3 separate regions of the Mus musculus genome follow, and all the other regions are linked to region 3. A link is a loop called in an ENCODE intact Hi-C map of the cell type or tissue named here. Cell type or tissue: left cerebral cortex. All regions are shown on one strand.

Region 1 (8,000 bases), 240 kb before region 3:
GCTAAATGGGAGTAATGCTGTAGAGGGGAAAGGAGGTGGCACTCAAAGTCACCTAGTTCCTACTGTTGCAAGGCTCAGACTTTGTTACTTCACTGCTTTCAGGGAGAGGGGAAGGGAGGTGACGTACAGCGGCAAAACCTAAAAATGTATTTTATTTTGAAGTTGTGCTTTGGATTTTTCCCAATCCAGCATTGGCTGAGTGAGTCTTAGGTTCGCACAAAGCATCTTCAAGCATACATACAATATTCCAGTTATCAACACCATTTTAAAGAACATACCATTTTACACAAATGTGACATACAAATCAGACGCCACAACACTGCAGTTCCCTGGAAGATCTAAGTTCTCTTCTGAACTGAAGTCCATGCACACCAGCCCTTCCAGTGGTCTGTTCATCCTGGTACTGGAAGGATTTCTCATCTCCTTGGGGATAAATGAGGGTGGCCTGAGGAGGCTGGCAGAGACCAGCATTTCCAGTTTCTAAGCTGCTGGTGGCAAACTCCTCTACTTTCCAAACTGGGATGCTGGTAGCCCCACCCACTTTTCTTCCCCAGAGACTTAAGTCCACACCAGGGAAAGGATCCATGCCACGAGGGGCAGAGCAGGGCTCTTGGAAACATCATGCTGGTTTCAGGCAAGCCTATTTGAGGAAGGCTGGTTGCCTAAGGCCTGGGGTGGCCGGCTCCTTTTGGCTTTTGGTTGTGAAATCACAGTGTGCAACCTCAATTCCAGTTGAAGTGAGCTCTGCTGCGGAGGACTCTCCTCCTTCTGGTTCCTACTCCTTCTAACAGGACCGTCTCACAGGCGTCAGAAGCACCAGAGATAAGGAAGACAGCTAGGCTCCCAGAGCTGGGGTTAGTAGGGAACCACTTGTACACTGTCCAGTTCATTATGCAAATCAGCAGATGGACATCGGACCAAAGGGATGAAAAAACACAAATAATGTACAGGATTAAGAGAGAAGGCAAGAAGGAAAGTACAGGCCCAAAGCATGGTCTTCAAGAACCTTTGCTTTTACCTTCTTAGAGGGTAGTGCCTGGAGAGAGGATGTAGGGCAGGGTGGAAACTCTGCTCACTTAGGTTAGGAGGAATGTAAAAAGGGAAGGGTGGGGCTTCTTAGTCATCAAGGAAACGGATCCTTGGGTCTGGAAGCCCCTATTGGCTCAGGAGCAGTACAAGCCCAGGTCAGTAAAAAGCACAGCAAGGATCAGACATCCAAAGGACCAAGGGGTGCCCCATGCAGTCAGACTCACACCACTCAAGCTCTCTCTGCTCTAGCTCAGGGGGCAGTCTTCCTGGTGCTGCAAGTTACTCTTCTCGTTAGTGACTCCTTCAAGCTCCCCATTCCCTTCACTCAGAGAGAGGCATCCACCACTTTCTACAGATTCAACTGCCAGCTTCACAAGTTGGTCCAAAAGGATCATTTCTAGCCCAAAGCTAAGAACACTCAGAGATTCCAACCCAAATGACAAACCCATCTCTCTTGAACTATAGAAAACAATACAGTTAAAATAAAAGCATAGCATTCAAGCCAGGAAACAGAGAATGAGCCTGAGCGGCAGGGAGCTGTTGAAACACATGATCCCATGGTGTGATTTCCTAGCTCTGGTGCTCCTGGGGAAGCACGATGTAAAAGAGCCAGTGTTTCAAGCACCAGGCTTGTAGGTTGGGAGAGCATCTAACGGTAGAAAAAGGTCAAAGGCAGGACCCAATGTGACACATTCAGTTTTTCCCTTTTTTAAGATTCTGGTTTTGGGAAAACAGTTTTGAGTTGGTGGAGGTCAAAGTTCCCTTAGTCACCCTTGTTTGGATAAACAAAAAACAGTTTCAAGAGGCAGCACTTCTAGAATTTATCGAGGGATTTTCAAGCCCCTGTTCATCCCGAGAGCTTTATAACAAAACTAAGCCAAGAGGTGAACTTGAAATAGTTTTAATCTGGGCCCAATTTTTGGATTAGCAGAGAGCAACTTAATTTTTTTTAATGGAATGGCAAATTTTAAAAGTATCAGATGCCAAAAATAGTGGGAGAAAGAAGGACTCATTTCCTACCCTTTTTAAATCTGCCATAAACACAATAAAACTTTAAGACTTTTTACTCTAAAAGGAGCTAGCTATAGAACTGTCTTATATTGGAAAACATCTTACATGGAAAATGGTGTGTCAGAGACAAAGACAGGAACGGAAGAAAAGTCTCTATGTTCAGAAAAACTTCCAAAGCTCCGAGATAAGACTAGGATGCACTTCTACAGCATGGAGCAGAGCAAATGCAAACAACCGGTGGCTCCCTCACAGCAAGAGGAAGAAGACAGAATCCCACCCGCACGGCAGGTCACAGGACTGTCCCATTCTGCTAAATGTTTATGACAGAGATCTCAAAGGCCAGGTTTCTCTGTTCCAAACAGAACAAAGTTTGTGATGAGAACAGAGACTCCAGGTGGCTTCTGTGTGAACTGCCACCACAACAAAGAGTGGTCTATGACCAGGAGAGGCTAGAAAAACCTGTGTTGTATATGGGTGTGCATGTGCATGCACATACACACAAATATATATATATATATTTATATAAAATGAAAACTGGGCTATATATGATTTTTTAAATCAGTACTGAAAAACAAGATGTCACTGAGAGCTGCAGCCAAACATCTGGTCAAGGTGTCCTCTATGGTCTGAAGGGACAGACGTAGGCTTATGTCCCTATGTCTTGCCTTGGCAGATATCGCAGCAACCCGATCATGGACAACCTGTCACTGGCTAACCTAAGAACAGTATGTACTGGAGCTGGCTGGATTCCAACAACAGAGGGAAGCAAAGAGTGGAGGAAGGACCAGAACGGGGAAAGCAGTAACAAGGGCTTCATTCTCGAGGTCTGGGTAATGGGAAGGCTAATTCCTGTAAGAACAACTTAGAACCTAATTTTCAACTGAGTCCCCAAGCTACTTAAATAGGAAGATTTTAGAAACGGCCAGTCTCCTTGTCTAGAATAATTATGTTATACCCCTTAGACAGTACAAGACTTGTCAGTGGCCTGTGGGGAAGCAGATGAATTGACACCAGGGCTAGTGGCGTTTGTTTTGGGGAAGACAGTTGGCTTGGGCCGTGTGGCTGGTGGTTTGACTGGAGCAGCCATCTTGACAGACTTTACAGGCCGGAAGGCGCAGGCAATGTCCCCAGCAGTACTAGCGCTGCGCTGGAAGGCAGGCTCAGGGTCCTTGAGGAGCTGGGTGTGCAGAGGGCTGGAGGGCTCAGATGTGGGGGCTACCACCGGGGAGGTCTTGAGTGGTTCCAAGGTGTCCAGAACCACATCAGGTGTGTGCTTAGCACTGCTCTGCCGCTCTAGCTCTTGAAGCTCATTCAGGGCAGAGTTCATTGTTGCTTCAATATCCTGCAAAACAGGAAAAAGGAAAAAGTAAGACAAACCAAGACAGATATACCCAAGGATCCAATTTCACTCAAATAGGCTAAGCCATGAAACCAGCAATAAAATGCCTTATTTCATTGGCCAAAGTCCTGGGACATATGAGTGTCCAGATCGTGGAAAAAGGGGACAGAGATTGTCATCGTCAGGAATTTAGAAAGAGTAACTGGTGACTTTTGGATATGACAAGGCTGTTGTACACATCAACTTATACCCGTTGGGGTCACCTGTACAATATCAAGCCAGCCAAAATGCCAGCAGAAACTGGGGTGGGGCCCCTTAGGCCCCACCCCCATCAGAGGAGCTACTGGCAGTTGACAGTTGCTGAGGAAGAGTCACTCAGTTTTGGGAATTGGGGCTCCTGGTAGCTAGATCATACCCCAGAAGGTAGCCCTAGACCTATGCATATATGGGAATATTAGACTTCCAATACATATGGGAAACCTTAGCCCAGTATGTATTGGACTGGGGGTGGGTTGTTAACAACAACAACAACAACAACAACAACAACAACAACAACAACAGGAGATTGGGCTGGAAGCCAAGTGGGAGGCTCTGGGAGGAGCTGGGGGCAGGGAGCAGTGGAAGACATGATCAAACACATTGCATAGATGTACTAAGTTTAACAACGGAGAGAAAATATTAACAAGGAAAGAGTAGCTGAGTCTTTTCAACTCAAGTCCTTGTTTTCTGTGACAGGTGCTGAGACATTTCTGGATGAAATTACACACAGTTAGATGGAGAAAGGGAAGGTCATGAGTACACGGGGATTCATTATATAATTCTCTCTATGTCTGTGTCTGTTTGAAAGTGTACATAGTGAACACATTTTACAAAGTGGTGGAGATCAAGTATGATCTCTATTTTCTTGACTTCAAGGCCAATGGTTAAGGGGGTTATTCCTTCCATCCTCCACATGAGCTAAGGGCCGTTCAAGAGCCAAGTCCTTGAAGACTGGTTAGAACAATGCTTCAATTTCCAAACTCCTTGAAACTGGTTCCTTCTACCCAGCACCATGAAAGAGAACCCAAAGAGTGGCCAGAAGGGGGAGCCAAAGCCCACACAGGTAAGTTAGCATCTACAAATCAGAGGACACTGCAGCTTTTAGGAAAAAAGCAGTCCTAGCCCAGGGGCTCAAGGCAGAACCAGAGAACCACTGTGTGTAAGCACCCAGCCTCCATACCCTGCTGCACACTCGTGTTTAATATTGCCACCACAGGACTCCTCTTTGGGATCAAGAATACTTTCAAACATTTTAAGTTCCAAGTCAGCCTCAGATTTCCCACTCAGGGCTTTTGGTCCTATGGCATGATCTATGTTGCTACGAATGACAGGGACTCATTTTCACTAATCACGGTGGCATTAATTAGCCCCCCTTTTTTTCCTTCCTGCAACCTTAGGGATGGAACCCAGGAGCCTATGCATGCCAGGCAAGCATTCTGAGCTTGCATCACTGAGCTATACACTAGACTTCCCAAATCTTTTAGAATGCTCTGGAAGAATTCTTATCTCCTGGCCCCGTCCTGTTAATGCAGCTAGTATGTTTGCGGTTTCTAACACTTTGATTAATGACTGGCCAAAAGAAGATCAAGGAGGATTCCCATGGTGCAAGGCAGACTGCTGTCAGGAGCTTAAACAGGATAGAAGGCTAGCAAAGCAAGACATCACAGGCCCAGGGCTTAACTCTGGCCTCACCAGGTACACCTCCTTAAGCTGAGCAGCAATGCAGCCAACAGAGACCATACAGAGCCTCCACTGCCCTTCCCTGTCACCCCAGAAGATGAGGTGAGGAAAAGGACAAAACCAAGCCCTTAGTTCCTACCTGTTCTAGTGAAAATTATATAGCTGGGAGAGACGTCTGAGAGAACTGCTTGGAGTGGCCCCAGTAGCTGGATGTTTAGATGTCGGGTTGGGCTTCTAATATTTCACGGAAAACACAGAGTCAGCAGTGTAGTGTAGATGAGAAGGAAAGTCCTGCAATCGGGAGCTCACCTGCACTGTTACCAGGAGCCCTGGGCTGGAGGCCCTTCTAGTACCTGAGCTTCAAGCAACATGGATACTTTGGGGTCTTTATGATAGAATCAGATGTGGACTAATTATCTACCCACAAGCACCTAGATCAGCTTCAGGAAGTGGGGTGATGGGGATGGGTAGAGAAATATATAAACGCGACAGACTATATTTGTCTCAGCTTCACTAAAGCCTACTATTGGGTTTTTATCATCTGTCTACTATCTACCTACTTACCTACCTATTCAATGTGTCCTATGGACAGAGGCCAGAGGAAGATGTCAGGTACCCTCCTCTATTACTCTCTACCTTATCTTATTTGAGACAGAGTCTCTCACTGAATTTGAAGCTTGCTGCTTTTTGGCTGGTCTGGCTGCCTGCTCCTAATCCCCAGCACTGAGGTTACAGGCATATATGGCCATGCTAGGCTTTTATGTGAGTGCTGTGAATTTGAATTCAGTTCATCTTGCTTCCATAGCAAGTATTCTTATCCACTGAGCTATCACCCCAGACTTTACCTTAGTACGACTAATTCTACTTCCAGGTTCTTGCTGGAGAGATAGGACTAGGCAGATTGCTCATTAAGCTGTTCTGGCAGGTTCACTGTATGATACTTGCAGTACTCTCTATAGAATGTACAGAGCATTGGTCTGCTTTAAGTTCTGTGGGTTCTCCGGGGCTGCTGAGGGGAAGTAACCAGTGTAAGCTTATCACGTAACTGTTCAGAGCCCTGTTACCTGTGCAATGACTTCAGGGTCCATGGGCCGATGGTTATTGAAACTTTTTGACCTTCCTGCCGTAGCGGTCTTCCGGATCTGCGGACTGTCCATCCGGTTCTTCAAGGATGAGTGGCGGCTGATAGAGTTGAGGCTGCCATGGCCGCTGATGGAACACTTATCTGGCCCTTCCTTGGGGAGATTCTGGCTCATGATGGGCTGGGAGGATGGACGGCAGCTAGCCCCCACCCCCAGGGAGGAGGAGTCAGTCAGAGAACTGCCCAGCCCATGGCTGTCACTCCGAAATGCTTTTCTGATGCTCCCAGATTCTGGACGCTTCCTTTGCCTTCAACAAACAAAAATGGCATCTGATCAGGGAGCCCTGGCTCCAAGGGAGCTAGGATTGTGACAGGGGGTAGAGGCTGGCACCTGGGACTTTTAAAGAGAGTCAAATAGATTACACTAACTCTCCAGCTTTTCTTTCTCTTGTTTTCTCTCTGGATCGGTTCCCTTCCAACCCCCAACCTGGGCGGAGTGAAATGCATACTTACTTGGTGGCTGTGAGCTTTGAGTTCTAAACATGTAAGATGCTGTCAGAAAAAAATGCCTGTTTAAGAGAAAGTTTCTAGTGGGAGAAAAGAGTCATGAAAAGACCCACTCCACTGCCTGCCTGAACAGCAGCCCAAGGCCCCAGGTAAGAAAGTCTCATCATCACCAAGGAGGGGAGAACTGCTGGTAACAGGAGTTAACGTTTCCAGTTTGCTCAACTATGTATAATGAGCCTGTCATCATTTGGGCTCTAGTAAGAGGCTGTTTCGTATTCATAGACATGGAAAAGATTTTTCAAGGAACTGCTTTTTGGCACAGACAGAGGGCTCACTGTGTGCCTGCTCCTAGGGTGGAAAGGACATTTATGCAACTCCTATGTCACCCAGCACTGGGCCAATTTATTTCATACCACAAAAGGCTCTCAAACGATATGGTGTGGTAGGATCCTAGTCATATGGGTATTGTCCGATGCTGAATAATTTCATTTTTCAAACCAGATTTTAAAGGACCTCATCTAAGATGCCATCTAGCTGCTAGTTCAGATAGCAGCTGGGTAGCTCTGATCTTGTATCTACTGAGGAAGATGAGCTGAGCTGGGTGGGGTCTCTGGATGGTAAGGGTAGGACTCTGAAGACTGGGGGCCAAATCTGAAGTAAGTTCTTATGCTGCTTACAGCTGAGATCTGCTTTATCTTTCTGGGTCCAGCAGGGTGTGCCCAGCAGCCACTCTAAGCATGTATGGCTAGGTAGGACTAGCCTTGGAAGGCAGCCATTTTCAACAAGAAAAAGGATGCTTTTTAGTCTAGGAGGGCTCTGCTGAAATAAGCCCTCCTCTGTCAAGTTTTCCAGACACTAGTGCCTCCAACTACAGACTGGAGAGGTTTTCCCCTCCCATATCCCCTCAGTGATTACATGGGACTGTGTTTCAGTTGCCTTCCATATGGTCTTTTGCCTTGCCAGTCTGTGAGCTCTGAATCACTAGCATCGGTGCTTGGCACAACGCAGATGGTTAATATAGGATGTGGAATTAAAGTGAAATGCCACACCCTAAGAACTCTGCTGATTTCCTTTTCCCATTCAAGGATGGCTGACTCACAAATCAGAACTGCTGAGAGGGCAGATTTAGGAGGCTGTGGCAGTGTGTCATCCCAGGCTCTATTTGGGCCATGAAGACAGAGATGCTGGTTACAAGTTCAGCCTGAAGGAGGAACCAGGCATGGATAGCACTGAGCACCAACAACTCAAGCCATTCTAGAACGCAGGATGAGAGCACTTTTTTTTTCAGCCTCAAGGAACTTAGGGTGTCAGGAA
Region 2 (8,000 bases), 170 kb before region 3:
TATGTGGGATTAAAATACTTCATAACAAATCAAGCAATTGGAAATTCACAAGTGCTGAAATTTTGATGTCATGAGGTTTCTTTGAAGAGGAGGAGCAGAAAGCCTAGGAGTTGTGAGTGGCTGACAACAGAGAAAAGTACTGACTCAATATGACGAACAATCTCTAGCATTCATTCAGTGCACTGTGTGTCAGTTCTATATATGCAGACTCAATCTGCAGAACAACTCCATGAAAGACATGCGAGCGTTTCTACTTCTAAAGATAAGGAAGTAGGGCTCAACAACATTACCTCGGCACTGAAAGTCTTACAACTAGTAGATGGCAGAGTCAGAATTCAAACTTAGATCTATCTAACTCCAAAGTCTACATCTTATCCACTAATGGACCGTGACTATCCTCTAAATAGGACTGAAGCTGGACTACCTGGGAGGAAAGATAAAGGACAGGCAAGGAAATCCTAAGAAAGACGCTGATCTCATTTAGAAATGAAACTGATCAAATGAGAGCAGCATCTCATTTAGGGGCTGTTTTAGACTCCAGATAACAATTGGCAATGTCTAGAACTTAGAAGTTGCTAGTAGGTAGAGACAGAGAGACATGGAGAGTCCATAACAAAAACATGTCTGTTTTAGAATTTCAGTGGTGCTCAGGCTGGGAAAACCTGGTACCTTGTGGGTACGTGGAGGTTCACCTGGAGTTGGAAGAGGAATACAGAGGTACAGTACAGCCTCAATTATGTCACATTTTAGATTGAGAAAAATTTAAATATTCACCTCACAGTGAACCTGGCATCATTTCCTGGAAGCTTCACCTTCCACGTACCCTGTATACCAACAATCAATGGTATTAACAAAGCTTTTCTAGGACACCTGACCAGATCATTACTTGTCCAGGTTAAGAAGTTAGAAAGGCACCTGCCCTGCTGCCTGAAGAAGGGCAGACAAGGGGATCTTTTTCTCTTTTTTCACTTGAATGAGACAAAGGAATTCAAGCATTAGAGTAAAGCATTATAAAACAGTGAATTTTTATTTTATGAAGTACAGGCTAAAGAGGAAACATGGCAAATAAACATGGGAGATCAAAGCACTCAAATGTAGTAAAACAGCAACTTGCCCTTAAAGAATACAAGGAAGCCTCTCATGAAAAGAAATTAAAATTTTCATAGTTAGGAAATGTTGTATATGCTTCACTTCCAAAATATGAGTAAGCAGTCAGGGGTGGTGGTGGACACCTTTAATCCCAGAACTCAGGAGACAGAGGCAGGTGGATCTCTGAGTTTGAAGCCAGCCTGTTCTATAGAGAGAATCTAGGATAGCCAGGGTTATACAGAGAAACCCTGCCTCAAAACCACATGTATGTATGTATGTATGTATGTATGTATGTATGTATGTATATATGTATGTATATTTACATAGAATGATTTTCAGACATTTGAGGAGGTTTCCAATGTTTTCTAAAATTTGTAAGACCCAAATAGGTAACTCAGTGGAAACAGTATATATAGGAAAAAAAAAAAAGACTGAAAACAGTTTATCAGTAAGAGCCCAAGAGAGATGGAGAATGGGAAAGATATAGCAATATCTTTGAGTAAGAACTCAATGAAGGGAGTTGGGGAGAAGATAGGTGAAAAACCCAAGACTTCCTGGCAACTGGCAATTAAGATTCCATTCTTGTACCTCTTCAAGAACATGCCCTTCTACCACAGACTTGTAAAAGAGTTTGCACCTTATTTTCATCTGCTGCCTCATTTTGCTGCACCCCCACTCCATATTAAAACCAAATGTCCTGAGTTTAGCACTAACTCTTATTTGTCTTTATATGGCTAGTGCCTAATGCCAGGGTCAAATAGACAAACAGTATCAGGGGACTATTAGCTGACACTGATTCAAGGGAACAGGTGCTGAATTTCAATTTGAAACAGCCCTGCAACCAGCTGCTGCACCAAGTCAAGAAGACATCTTCAGAGATAATACAGAAGCATAAAACCTCTGGAGTAAAGATAGCCCCAGAGTGTCTCACTATCTCTCTCCCCGCCCTCTCTCATGTTACTGTTTCTTTGACTCTTCATGGCCAATCCATGTGGCTTCCCTGTCTCCATATATACTCTTTCCTGTAGGGGCTTCCTGGGTTTTCCAGACACTGCCTCTCTGTACAATTGAGGCAGACAATCAATCCAAGAGTTCTTTAGGAAGTACTGCACTCTGACTTCAAAGGCATTCCTACAACATGAGAAAGAAAATGAAAACCACTTTACTATGGCTTACAAGCTAGCCAGCTCATTGTGATGGAGAGGGGGATAATGGACCAGCATACATATGTGCAAGAATCTCTGGGATTGCTCTCTGGGAGAACAGCTGTGGGAAACTCCCCCTGGCACATAATGCTAACTCAGGGAAATCAAAGCCCCTTCAGGCAGAAGAAGAAGGTGCAGAGGAATAGCTGGCTACTTATCATGGGGTTCTGGATCTCTTGTTCAAAGGCATCTTTATTTAGAGCTACCTGGGCTCTGCCTCTTGGCTCATCAAAGTTTAAAAGTACTTAGATGATCAACCCTTGAGTAATTGGTTCCCTCAAAAGAAGTATTCATGGGTGTTAGGGGCAACTGCAAGAAGACCACTGAAAAATACAGTGGTCTTCATCTCTTCTTTCAATGACCCACAAATCACACATGATTTCTTTCTTTCTTTTCTTCTCTTCTCTTCTCTCCTTCCTTCCTTCCTTCCTTCCTTCCTTCCTTCCTTCCTTCCTTCCTTTCTTTCTTTCTTTCTTTCTTTCTTTCTTTCTTTCTTTCTTTCTTTCTTTCTTTCTTTCCCCCCCTCCCCCTTGAGACAGGGTTTCTCTGTGTAGCCCTGGCTGTCCTGGAAATCACTCTGTAGACCAGGCTGGCCTCAAACTCAGAAATCTGCCTGGCTCTGCCTCTCAATTGCTGAGATTAAAGGTGTGCACCACCAATGCCTGGCCACATATGATTTCTACTGCTGACAGGATCAGTGAAAGCAGTTCTTTCCTGTTTTCTTAAATAGAGCAAATAGGGAAATGCTCTTTAGAAGAAACTCTCCGTATTTCTTCCTAATGCCCAAAGAGTATATATATGGCAAATAGCTTTCCAAAGCTAGCAGCACATGGTAGTATCAAGTTCCTGCTTGAGGAAGCCACTATCTCATGTAGGGTGACTAACATCCTGCTCTCCTCAAGACTACCAATTCAGCACTAAAAATATGTCCTAGGAAACTGTTTAAGAGAAGGTTTCACTGTGTCACCCTGGCTGGCCTGGAACTCACGATGTTTAAGAGAAGGTTTCACTGTGTCACCCTGGCTGGTCTGGAACTCACGATGTTTAAGAGAAGGTTTCACTGTGTCACCCTGGCTGGCCTGGAACTCACGATGTTTAAGAGAAGGTTTCACTGTGTCACACTGGCTGGCCTGGAACTCACGATGTTTAAGAGAAGGTTTCACTGTGTCACACTGGCTGGCCTGGAACTCACGATGTAGAACAGACTGACTTTGAACTCAACCTGCCTCTGCTTCTCAAGTATTGAATAAAATGTGGCTCTCTCTCTCTTCATGAGCACTAGGCTAATCAGCAAAAAGGATATATAGTCACCCAAATCTCAGACCAGTCCTAAGATATTCTCACCCTACATAAACAACAACTTTTAATTCTAGTCTGTAACTTTCCTAATAATCTATACAGAATCTTCAAATTTATTTGGTCCTTCAAATTTATATAGTCTCATATTTTGAAAATATGAATTCCTCAATCATTGTCAGCCATATGGCATACAGGTATCAGAGCATGTCACTTGCTGCTGCTTCTGGGGAATTGCTGGGTGGAAAACAACAAACTTCCCACCAACTTTTATCATCATGCTGACTTGCAGTGCATGACTTCCAAGTGCATGCATCTAGTAGTCAGAGCAGGACAGATTCTCAGGTGTCTAATTTAGCAGTCTAGGCTCAGCACACCCGTGCTTTTGGAGCTTGATAACTATTGCGGCAAATTGTTCTGTACATTGTAGGATCCTCCAGTCACGACAACTAAAAACATCAGCAGACACTGACACACATTCTACTTTGTAGGAATGGGGGAGGCCACCATGTATAAGGCTCAGTGTACCAGAGTCTGTTCTGTCCTCTCTGGAAGTTCCTGGTGTCTTCTGTTTTTCTTTTTCCATTTAGATGTAAATAGCTAAGCCTTATTTGGGACTTGATGAATCTTAAGTATAATAATTCACCTCAAAGCAGGGAGCAGCACACGCACTGATTCTGCATGTGGATGCTAGGCTTTATGCTCTCTATTAACTATGGGCTCATGGTGGCCACAGAAGCCATCGCCAATACTGGTCTGAAGACTAAGCATAGAGGTCTCAGGGCTGGGAGATGGCTGAGTAGAGAGGCCTAATGACCTGAGTTTGATCCCCAGATCCCACAAGGTGGCAGGAGAGAACAAACTTCTAAGAATGATCCCTTATGCACACTCAAAATAAATACTAAAAATAATACATAGGGGATGGTAGGCACAGGGCTGGGGTGGGTGGGGAGAATCTTCCATCTTGTCTTTCATCAGAAAAAGCAGCAAGCTCCATGGTTTTCATCCTCATTCCACCACAGCTTACATATTGCCATTTGCTTTCTAAATCAACACTTATGAAGTAAGGCAAAGCTAACAGTTCTTTAGACTCTTCTTCCTCTGCTACCTCACTGCAAAAGCAGTATGCTGGGTCTGAGTTGGTTTGAGGATGTTGCTCGACTTCTGGTAAACAGCAAATAGCAAAGACTCAAGATGCTTATTTACTGGGAAAACAGGAGTCCTAGAATAGCATGTGCCATTGTTATGTTAGAGAGATCTACAGAGGCAAGACTCAGCTCTTCTTGGTACCTAGAAGATGGTCTAAAAATAAAGAGAAGTTAAGCAATGAAAAGATAAGGTTCAGGAAACTCATCCACTCTGAAAATGGTTCACAATACCATGCTTCTATTTTTAAAAAGTCTTAACTTCATTTGAGAGAAATAAAAACTTAGGGGACAAAGAGTACCACCTATTACTTGGCTTCAGAGATTAAGAGTCAGTGAGTAGAAATTCAAAACAACTGGAGCATCACTGGAGACAAATTAGATGACCACTCAAGTCTATTTACCAACAGTTACCATGACATACTGGCCACACCTAAACTTCTGGATCAAGAATTTGGAATTCTGATCTCAGACGCTTGTGGAGCACATCACCACTATCCTCCCATCCTGTGAAGGAAGGGGGTAAAGCATGGAGAGATAAGAGGAAGGCAGGGAGGGAGGGAGGTAGGGAGGGAAGGAGGGAGGAAGAGAGGGAAGGAGGAGTAGAGGGAGGGAGGAAGAAGTAAATACAGAAGATCATTTTCACCTTCAAATAGGTTAGGGCACCCTAGAAAATGACACATAGTGCTGGCACATCCAAACTTTGGAAAGGGTTGGAAAAGCTACAAGTTTACAACTGAAGTATTCCTCCTTTGGCAGAAGGAACTTCCTTGGTGTGTGTTCTCAATGTAATTAACAAAACATGGCTGAGAGAAAACAAACACCAGGGCTCCTGAGGCACACTGCTACAAACCACAGTCTGAAGAGTTCAAAGCAGACTGCCTTCTTTTCTCCAAGGCCGAAGCTTACCTCTCTGTTGTGTTTGCCATGTTCTCTTCGCCTGAAATGATGCTGCACATTGAAGACTTTAGGAATCTGTGCTTCCATTTACAGCATCTGCTCTAATCTCAAACCACAATTAATCTAAGTTCTGATGCATAGTTTAAGACCTAAACGCTTTCCAATATGCAGAAGTGTGATGTAGGCTACATTCCTTGTCATCAAGTTTGGGGTCCCTGGCTTGCTGGTAATTGTACCCCAGCTGTTCTGGTAACCTAGACCTTGGCTGGTCTCTTTCAATGGTGCCCCAGATGAAGCCAGAATAAAATTGCACAACTGGAAAAATATTTTTTAGCTTATTTGGTTTTGAAAAAAAAAATTAGCGTGGAAAAAAAGTGGGTGGGTCACCCCCAATGGGGAATAGGCACTGTCCTCAGCCTCAGTTGAGTTCTGTTGCTGACGTGAGTATGGCTGCAAACAGCCAAATGCTGCTTCTCTCTATGATAAAAGAGCCAGGCAGCCCATCTGATTTACCGAGTAAAGCTCGTTCAGGACTTTCATCAAATCATCTTGGAGTTGCTGGCCAACTTCTTTACTCTGTAAAGAAAAGAGGAAGGAAGGTTAATTGAAAACCAGAAGGAGATAGGAGGTGGCAGCAAAGACAAGAGCAGCATAGGCTCTACAAATGACACAAATTCAATTATAGCCCAGTATTTAACCTAGCAAATCAGATAACCAATTATGTCAGTTTACTCAGAGTTTTAATGAAATGAAATGGGCCTTTTCTATAGTCCAGTAGAGACAATCATGTAGAGGGAAAATAGGTTACAGCCCTTGATTTTTCAAATTGCTCTCAAAAGCAGGCTTGAGAGCAACATCCTACCCAGAAACTGTGGTTAGATAGACCATGCTTTCTCAGATATTTGGAGGCAAAACTCCATTGGATTCCTAAGGAAAATAAGGTGTCCAACATGATTAGACAGTAAAAGAATATAAACATTCAAGGACTTCAGAGACCCTAAACTCAGCAGAAAACTCCAAGCAGGAAGGTACTGTACTGACAGCACACTGACCTCAGCAGGCTAGTGTCCGCAGGCTTGGGCTGCGCATTCCTTCTCCACAGAAGGGAAAGCACCTAAAACTGAGTGCATTTGCTTTTTCTGGCGCAGATGTTAAGACCTTCAGGTCCCCCAATTCTCACTTGTTTCACTTCTTCCCCAGCTATCTAAGGCAGTGGCTCTTCAATAAAAATGTCTTGCAACAGCAGTTACTGCTACCTGATTCTGATAATATTAAGGAGTTTCCAAAAGACTAATTCTGAGCAGCAGTAGCTATCTGATCCTTTATTGCTGCCTACCCTAGGTTGCATCTGACCATGAAATAGTAGAAATAGGGCTGGAGAGATGGCTCAGCGGTTAAGAGCCCCGACTGCTCTTCTGAAGGTTGTGAGTTCAAATCCCAGCAACCACATGATGGCTTACAACCATCCGTAATGAGATCTGATACCCTCTTCTGGGATATCTGAAGAGAGCTACAGCAAGGCAATGGGGCCAGAGTGAGAAGAAAAAAAAGTGTCTGAAGACAGCTGCAGTGTACTTAACATATAGTAAATAATCTTTAAAAAAGACTTATAAAAAAATAGTACAACTAGAAGAATGAGGAAGTAGGAAAGAAATGTATTTTCTATACCAAATGTTAATAGCCAAAAATGCAGAGAATAAAAACAATTGGTTATTGTTTTCAGAACCAAAAATTCAGATACCTACAACAGCTGAGCACACTCTTTTTACTTTTCCATACTAGGAATTAAACTTGGGATCTGGTGGGTACCAGGCAAGCACTCTACCACTGAGCTGCATCTCCAGCCCCTAACATACCACAGCTCATTTCTGAAGCAAGGGAAGAGTCCTTTCATTCATACCCTCTTCTCTCTCTCTCTCTCTCTCTCTCTCTCTCTCTGTGTGTGTGTGTGTGAAAGAAAGACAGAGACAGAGAGGGAGGGAGGGAGGGAGGGAGGGAGGGAGGGAGGGAGGGAGAGAGAGAGAGAGAGAGAGAGAGAGAGAGAGAGAGAGAGAGGAGAGAACATGTATACCACCCACAGGGCACACTGAGGGCAGAGAAAACTTGCCTGAGTTTTCCAACATAAAGTTTCTGGGCATCAAAGTCAGGGTGTCGGGATTGTTAGTAAGTGACTTATCTTGCCAGCCTGAGCCTGAGCATTTTAAAAACTATTTTGCCACTTTATAATTAAGTTCTTTGGCTAATTTTTTTCTATTAGTGTATTCATTATGGGAATAACATAGGTGTGACTTCTATCATGAATACTTACCCAGGATATAAGGATATAACATAGGTGTGACTTCTATCTTGAATACTTACTTGTTTT
Region 3 (8,000 bases):
TTCCAAAAGCATTCATGGGTACCTCCTCCAGCGAGAACTCAGGGTCAGCCACCTACCAAATTCTACATTCCTGAATAGTCAATGGAAAAATATTCACACACACACACTCACACACACACACACACACACACAAAACGGTCTCTAGTCTGTGGCAGGGTTGAAGAGAAACTCCAAATAGCTAAGTGCATTACATCATCTCAATGAGCAATATTTGTAAATACGCAAAGTACTTAATTTTTGAGACACTCATAAGAAGCCTATTACCAATTTTTAAAAAATCAGCAAATTCTGATACCTGTTAGCCCTGAACCTTAAAAAAAAAAATCACCAACATATAAAAAAATCACTTTTCATCTTAGTCAAATGTGTGCTTATGGAGAACCACCTGGGAAAGACAAAGTTATTAACACTCCCTATGGCAACAGTTAAGAATAGGATGTATTTTTTCAATGATATATCTGGCTAAAACCACAGGGAGTGCATTACAAGAGCAGAATGTGCTGCATCTGGACAGGACATAGAGGCCAGTGGCCATTGTTTACAAAAACAGGCTGGGATTATGAATAATGACAAGAGGCCAGGACCTCAGTTATAACTCACAACCACACCTCTCTCAATTCCAATCCAACTGGAGCTCTCAGCATTCAACTACCCCATTCTTGTAATAAATCTGACCAATATTTGCAGTCAAATGGATTGAAGGTCCCTTAGGGCATCTCCTGCATTGACCAAACTGATAATATATATTCTAAAAAAAAATCCTGAAGACACAATGATGACTTCAAACTGCCTTTCAACCTTCTAAGAGATAAAAGGGACTACCCATTTCACACTCTCCCTCTAACCCACATCCAAGGCAATCATCAGAGGGGAGACATGGTCTTTACCAAGTCCTCTAAGATAGAAAAAGGTCTCCTTGCATTGGTGCAGGGAATGGAGTAGGGGCCCCTCCCTCTCTACTCTGAAACAAAGGAAAAACCCAGAGTTCCAACCATGTGGTTTAACATTCAAGGCCACCCACCTCTCCCACTTCCCAGCTAAGGTCTCAATGAACTGTAGCCACATGGCTCTTCCCAGTGACTGGTCAGAAAGGGGCAGTGCCTTGCACAAACACAGACTAGGGCTCCTTCACTGGCATGACACCTCCTAAGGGAAATGCCCGAGAAGGGAAAGCCATGTGGGTATAGGTTTCGATTTGAGAAGCCAATTTAAGCAGTGGACTAGATGAGGAGACAACACTTGATTTCTCCAGGTCCACATTCTGCCTTATCCCTTCACGTTTTTGCTGAAAGGAAATGGACCTTTAAAAAGCATGTATTCTGGAGCAGAGGGCAACAACGCAGAAGGGTTAAACAATTATGTCTTCCTATTTTCCAGTTTCAGCACCACTCTGAGAACCTAACAGCCTAACTCTGTTAAGGTTTAAGTGAGGGGTGGAAACCAGTTTGGATGGCCTTATTCTTTCTGGTCTGTGATCTTTGATTGTATGCAGGGTGACCACGGGCCAGACAAGTACTAGGTACACCCAATATGGCTAGGGACTTCCTGAATTCAGTGTCTTGGCAAATCTCAAGCTTTAATACAGTACCAGAAAAACCCCACCTCTCCCAGGTCTCTCCAAATGGTTTCCCCTTCCCAAGGTTGCCTTTCCACCTGGGCTTCTCTACAACCTTTGAAATAAATGTCCAAACACCTGTCAGATTTCAGCTGTCCTTCAAGGAAGCTTGACTCAAGACACCCAAAGGCAAATAGCAGCTTTTTTTCTCTCTCTCTCCCCGGAGAACCTCCTGCCCCTCCCCCACCCTGCCCAGCCTTTGGGAAAAAACTGCCAAATTAATGGTCAGCCCCACAAAGATATTCCTAAAGCCCTCTTCTAGTGCCTATGGCCCCTGACACTGCTGATCCACCTATGAAACCACCTCTGGGGTCAACTTACCACCTGCTCCACCCAAGAAACAAACGCCCTGAAAATTGGGGTGGAAACGCATGCTTCACCAGTCCGCAGAACATATGCTTTATGCTAATTTTCAAAATCCTTACCTTTGACCTGAGTATCGTACTCTGCGATGATCTCCTTATCCTTTTTGAATTTGGCTGGAGACGTCATGTTTTCCTTCTTTCTTCCAAATCCGAATTGTGAATTGATAGATCCACGGGAAAAATCCAACCACTGATATCAATGCCTCCAAGGCCACTTCTCCCACAGGCAGAGAAATGCCCCGCGGTGGTATCCAGAGCTCCAGGAGAACACGAGCGGCGGGATGGGCAGCCGGCTACTGCACACACATGCAGACTGTGGGCGCTGAGGCCGGGGGTGGGGAAGTGGGGGGCGGCGGCGGCTGGCTTAAGTACTAAAGCCCTAACCACAACCGCAGCATTAACCAGGAGAACTGCAGCGCCCGGAGGCTGGCCTGGGGTCTGACATCAACGACACAGGCTGGGAGTGGAAGTCCTTCCGCACAACATGGTGTAGGGGATGCGGGGGTGTGGACGCGCCCAGCTGTGTCCCTAGGAGGGAGTGGGTTTGTCTTGGGGTGCCAGAGGAGGGCTAGGCGTTCTTCGCGGGATTGTGTGTGTGTGTGTGTGTGTGTGTGTGTGTGTGTGTGTTACCAGCTCAAAGATTCTGCAAATCAAATCCCAAAAGGGTGCCGCTGCAGCGCAGAGTGGGTCGGAAGTCTTTGCTCCGGTTCACTAGCCTGTAAATGCAAGAAAAGGGGGGAGGGGGCGATCAGTCGGAGGGAAGATCCTAATCGCAACAGGGGTGGGGTCGGGGATGACACTCCAAGTCCAGCTTTGGCCCATTCATCTTGGCCTAACAACGCCCGCTCCGCCCGAAGACCCGGCGTGGCGATCAATGTAGGGAGGAAAAATGTTCCCTCCAGGTTTTAAGGCAGAAAGAGAACACTTTGGAGCAGCCGGCAGCGCGTGCTCCGGGCGGAGACTGCGGCGGGAAAGCTGAGCTGCGGGTGGGGACTGCGGCACCTCGGCGCTTTCCCAACCCTGCTAGCCCAAGAGGGGTCCTCCCGCCTAGCCCGCGACGCGGCCCCTGACCTCCGGCTGGGGCACCTCCCAGACATCTACAGGATCCATACCAGAGGGGACAACCAGATGGGCACAACTTTTCTTCCCCTGCCACCCCTCCTCCCAGTTGTTTTGTTTTTGGTAACTAGCTTCTCCTGGCAGCAAAACCGGGGAGGGGGGTGAGGGGGGTGGAGGGGGGACGCTGCAGGAAGGGCCCGCTCCGCACGGGACATCCAGGAAAACAATGTGGTCGGCAGAAGCAGGAAACGAGCTAGAGGCGAGGGTCTAAACCGGGAAAACCCGGAGATGGGAGGCGGCAGGCGGCGGTAGCCTTCCCCAAGCCAGGTATGAGAGTGACTCTAAATGGCACCCCCCCCCCAGTATTTTTTTTGTCCCCCAAGCCTAGGGATCACAAATACCGCACCCAATCCCAGTCGGGTGGGAGGCATCAGTGAGAGTCGCTCCGGGAGGCGCGAGAGGCGGCGGCAAGGAGGCTGAGGGAAGAGCTCCAATGCTGCGGCGGGCCCCTGCCTCCTAGGCCGCCCTGTCCCCGCCGGCGCACAAGCGGCTCCAGGCAGTGTCGCCTACTCCCGGCGGCTGGAGGAAGGGCCGCGCGCAGGAAGAGCGAGCAGAGGCCGCGCGGTGCGGGAGGACAGGAAGCAGGAGGCGGGCGTGAGGTGGGGTCCTGAGGCAGGAGAGAGCCCGGGCCAGCTCGAGCCGCCCAAGCTTGGACGACCAGAGAGGGCGCCGAGAGGACGGCTTTGGGGGCGAGGCAGTGAGGGAAACCGCGGTGGACCGCTGCAACGTGAAGTGTAGGATGTTGGCAACTTTCGGGACCCGCATGAGGTTTGGGTATCAGAGTGGGTGGAGAAGCCCTGGGAGACAGACTGGAGGGCTGGACGGAGAAAGCACCCTGCAAGCCGTGAGGAACACCCCATCTTTCCGGGTCCTGGGCTGGCAGCCAAGGCTAGGAGACCAGGGACGAGACCAGCGGACCGTTACGGCGAGGCCCCTAGGTGGACCCGGCCAACCGTGTGCAAAGGGGCTGCGGGAGGGCGGTGTCGCCGCGTGAGGACCGTCCTCGGCAGTGCAGGGATGGGCGGAGAGATGAACAGTCCCGAGAAGTATTATGGGCTGCACTGGGGGATTTGGAGGGCCGGGGAGGGCGGTATGAGGACCGCGGGCGGCGACACGGCTAAGGCGGCGCCGAAAGCAGCAGCATCCGCAACGCGTCCACCCGCCCAGTCCCGGTTTGTTCAGTCAGAGCAGCAGCAGCCGGGCGTACGGGGAGGGAAGGGGAGAAGGAGCCTTTACCTGGCTCTGCCGCGACCGGTCCCAGGCCCAAGGTTCCGCTTCCCACTTAGCGTTCTCCTCCCCGCCACCCTCTTCTACGCAGTTCGGCCCCCCAGTTCCCTAAGGAGACTCCGCCAACTCCGCAAGACCCCGCCGGGAAGCTGAACCCACCCCTTTGCCAATCACCGCCCGCCTAATAGCGACTGACGGGGACTATAGCCAATAGGAACAACTGATCCATAGACGCCAGGAGTAGAGGCGGGGCTGACGAAACTTAGAGGTGTGGCGAACACTAGCTGCCTAGGCGCAGTCCTAGAGTGAGCTCCTCCCCGGCCTGTGGAAGCCTAAAGTAAAGCTGATGGGCGGGATAAAATGGAAGCGACAGCCAAACACAAACTCTCAAGAGAAGACGGGACCAATCGGACCGGGAAAGGGAGGAGGGAAGTTCAGCCAATAAATAGTAGAGAACGGCCTGGACCTTAGTGTATCCACCAATAAGAAACTCGGGGTGTGTCTTCCAAGTTCACAGGGGGGAGGGTTTAAGCCGAGCAGATGCTGGCCAATGATCTTAGGGGCTGAGCTAATATTAACCAATCAGAGAGCCGATCTGATATCGGCACCGTTACTGGGGCGTGGCCTCTGAGCTCACGTCAGGAGAAGGCCCTTGGCCTTCCAATGTGGGTCTGGGGCAAATTCTAGTCCTCCCAATCCCTGCTCGGCGCAGGCAATTCAAACTGACAGCGGGTTAGAAAAAGCAGAGAAAGCGGAAGAAAGAGCAAAACCCGGCGTGTTCGCTGACTGACTGCAGCGCGAACTGAGCCTATTCCGAGGCTTCTCCCCTCCACCTCGCTACACCGCTGCTCACTTCGGAGCGACCGCTGTGGAAGAGACCTTACGGGTTACGGGCCGCAAGTGCGAGAGCTCGGCCGGGAGAGGACGCCGAGAGCCGTGGTGCAAGGGAGAAAGCCCACGGGCGAGCTCCGAGAAGAGGGAGCGGGACGGGGCCAGAGCCCGCGTGGAAAGGGCTGAGGGGCGTTGAATCCTACGAAGAAGCCGCGTGGAGCTGAGCAAGAATTGGAGCGCTCTGCGGGCGGAGCTCGCGCTGGGAGTGGTCAGAGAGGCGAGGCTTTAAAGGGAAGAAGCCCGCTGGGAACTGGGAAATCGCCCAATTCCGGAGCCGGGGTCGGAGCTGAAGAGTAGAAGATTCTTGAAGACCAGAGAAAGTTAAACCTGTTGCGGAAGTTTCCCTTCAACTCCACTTGTCTCTCCCCACCTTGAACTCCATTTCCCTTCCCTCCCCAAGTCAAAAGGAAGTAAAATTTGCTCTTCCTACTCAATAAATACTAAGTTTCCCTTTCCACCAGGAAAATAGGACTCTCTTCCCAGTTTTAGAGCGTAGAGAACGAGAGGCCTTCCGTCTTGATTGTTAGCCTGAGGAAATCAAAGTTTCCCCTTTCAAAATTCTGCACCTCTTTCAACGTGGGACGCTATGTCTACCAACAACTGTACTTTCAAAGACCGATGCGTATCCATCCTGTGTTGCAAATTCTGTAAACAAGTTCTCAGCTCTAGGGGAATGAAGGCTGTTTTGCTGGCTGATACTGACATAGACCTTTTCTCTACAGACATCCCTCCTACCAAGTAAGTCTGACGGGTGGCCCTTTAGCTGGACAGTGGATGGCATGGGTCCCTGGGAGTCAAGGTTATCATTTGGTGTTCTAGCCACTCCCACCAGTCTGATGATTCCCTTGGAGTTTATCTAAGTGGGCAGACTGTCTGGACAAAGCCTGTGGTTTGCCCAGCGTGGTCAGTACTGAGGTCACTCTTCCAGGCCCTTAGAGTCATGTGTCTGTGCATCCCTTATGTTGACTCTTAAGGCTCAATGCCATGTCCAAACACCCTTCCTCACTGAAGCAAGTCTTTAACAGCCACTTGGAAAGAAGTGTGTAATGATTCATTTAAAGTGAAATTCATGGTTAATAAAGATAGCAAACTTGAGCATTTTAAAACATAAGGAAGTAAAACTATACATAGAGCCTCTGCACCCCTTTGAAATATTTTGTGAATTTGCTTAGGTAGTCATCATTTATTACCAAGGTAAATGAGGTGTTATTTTGTTTGTGTAGGTGCACTTGTATAACGAAATAGCAGTAGATAATAAAACCGTAAAACCAAATGTCCCAAAGGTTCTATGATCCCAATGTTGTTTTAGTTAGATATGCTCACGTAAAAATCTGAAATATTCTATCTCTTCAACATAAAACTGTGGTCATAAGGAAGTCTCAGGTTGGGTTGTTACATGTTGGAGTCTAGCATAGAATCAGGTTTTCTGTATTGCTTGTTTTTCTCTATTGGAATTATAATCACAGTGGATTCATGTGCCAAGATGGGTGTGGATCAGTGAATGCATTGATTTTTAAGATTTATCTTATTATTTTGTCACTCTGTGTACTTGTGTGTATGTTTGAGGAGGGGTGGATATGGAAGGTACTCTCCAGGCTAGAGATGGAAGGTCCTCTGGTTTGGACAGTTGTGGGCTTCATGATATGGGTGCTGGGAAGTGACCTGCAGTTCTCTGCAAGAGGAATAAATCTGCCAAATGTCTATAGTAAGCACAAATATTACCCAACTCTTACAAAATTAACTATGATTATAGTTGAGAGTCTAATTCAGCTCTGAATTTATGAAATTTGCGCCAAATCACAACTAAAAGTGTCATTGGGGTACTGTGGAAAAATCAGGGCCCTGGCTGCAGGACTTTGAGATGGTAAAGCTGCTATAGAGAAACGATTTGGTGGTTCTTCATTCAATCAGAATTACCATATGATCCATATTAATTCCACTTATAGGTATCCATCCAAAGAATTCAGATGAGCATCTTGTATTTATAGCAGCAGCACCCACAATTTAAAAGATAGAAGTCATCTAAGTCCCCACTGACTCGTCCCATAAGTGGGTGCCCAGAAGGTTGCCTTAAAGGAAAGAGATCTTGTCACACGCTGTAATGGGGTGAACCTTGAGTACATTATGCTAAATGGGACAAACCAGTAACTAAACAACAAATATGGTATGACTCTGCTTATTTGAAGTATCTGAAGAACAATAGTGATAGCTAGGAAGTGGGGAGAGGGGAAATTGGAGGTTGTTATACAGTAAGTATAGAGTTTCAGTTTTGCAATATGAAAATGGTCTGGAGAGTCATCCCACAACAGTGTGATGATATTTAATACTTTTAAACTGTACATATTTAAAAGAAAGGTGGAATTCTTGGAATATAGCTCAATGATAGCATGATTGCCTAGCATTTATAAGGTCCTGAGTTCTATCCCTACTGACACACACACACACAGTTTTTAGAGAGGACATATGACAAATTTTTATCTCATTTTAGAATTAAAAGTCTTGGTATATTTGACTGTCTGTAAACTTTTTTATCCTCCAGCACAGTGGATTTCATTGGAAGATGCTATTTCACAGGAATCTGCAAATGTAAACTGAAGGACATCGCATGTTTGAAATGGTAATTTGTGGCACTGTTGTCAATAGCCTGAGTTTGGAAGGTAGATATTGACATAAAAACCCACAGAAAGATTCTGTAGGCTGCATCAGCATTGATATAACTTAGGCGTTGAGCCATTAAAAGAGCATGTGTTTTATAGAGCTATTTTTTATCTACTTATGTGCAT

What was found. Peaks named below come from ENCODE experiments on the same cell type or tissue, not always from the same donor. Only the 100,000 strongest peaks of a DNase experiment are listed, where the experiment ranks them.
Region 1: a loop joins it to region 3, with 3.0 times the contacts of the local background. A loop is called at or near these places in 5 of 42 quality-filtered maps.
Region 2: a loop joins it to region 3, with 3.0 times the contacts of the local background. A loop is called at or near these places in 9 of 42 quality-filtered maps.

The regions. Positions count from the first base shown.
Region 1 is chr1:131,286,359-131,294,358 of GRCm38, forward strand. It overlaps Srgap2 (SLIT-ROBO Rho GTPase activating protein 2), which reads right to left. Exons shown (of 23, transcript NM_001081011.2): 22 at 6,163-6,487; 23 at 1-3,382. The coding sequence ends at 2,999. The region is part of intron 1 of Gm51644 (a long non-coding RNA gene); the gene reads left to right. Among named protein-coding and RNA genes, the nearest start is that of Ikbke, 11 kb to the left of the region's middle. In left cerebral cortex, CTCF peaks have their summits at 4,459 (motif pointing right) and 7,402; DNase peaks (open chromatin) are centred at 4,462 and 7,692; H3K27ac peaks cover 238 bases.
Region 2 is chr1:131,357,854-131,365,853 of GRCm38, forward strand. Srgap2 (SLIT-ROBO Rho GTPase activating protein 2) reads right to left here. Exons shown (of 23, transcript NM_001081011.2): 5 at 6,149-6,211. Gm51644 (a long non-coding RNA gene) reads left to right here. Exons shown (of 4, transcript XR_003947997.1): 3 at 634-717. Among named protein-coding and RNA genes, the nearest start is that of Ikbke, 82 kb to the left of the region's middle. In left cerebral cortex, a CTCF peak has its summit at 4,437 (motif pointing right); a DNase peak (open chromatin) is centred at 4,366.
Region 3 is chr1:131,522,898-131,530,897 of GRCm38, forward strand. Srgap2 (SLIT-ROBO Rho GTPase activating protein 2) reads right to left here and starts at 4,464. Exons shown (of 23, transcript NM_001081011.2): 1 at 4,336-4,464; 2 at 2,041-2,696. The coding sequence starts at 2,107. Fam72a (family with sequence similarity 72, member A) reads left to right here and starts at 5,006. Exons shown (of 4, transcript NM_175382.4): 1 at 5,006-5,955; 2 at 7,757-7,834. The coding sequence starts at 5,804. In left cerebral cortex, CTCF peaks have their summits at 3,616 and 3,820; DNase peaks (open chromatin) are centred at 1,097, 1,304, 1,524, 2,392 and 7 more places; H3K4me3 peaks cover 5,533 bases; H3K27ac peaks cover 4,244 bases.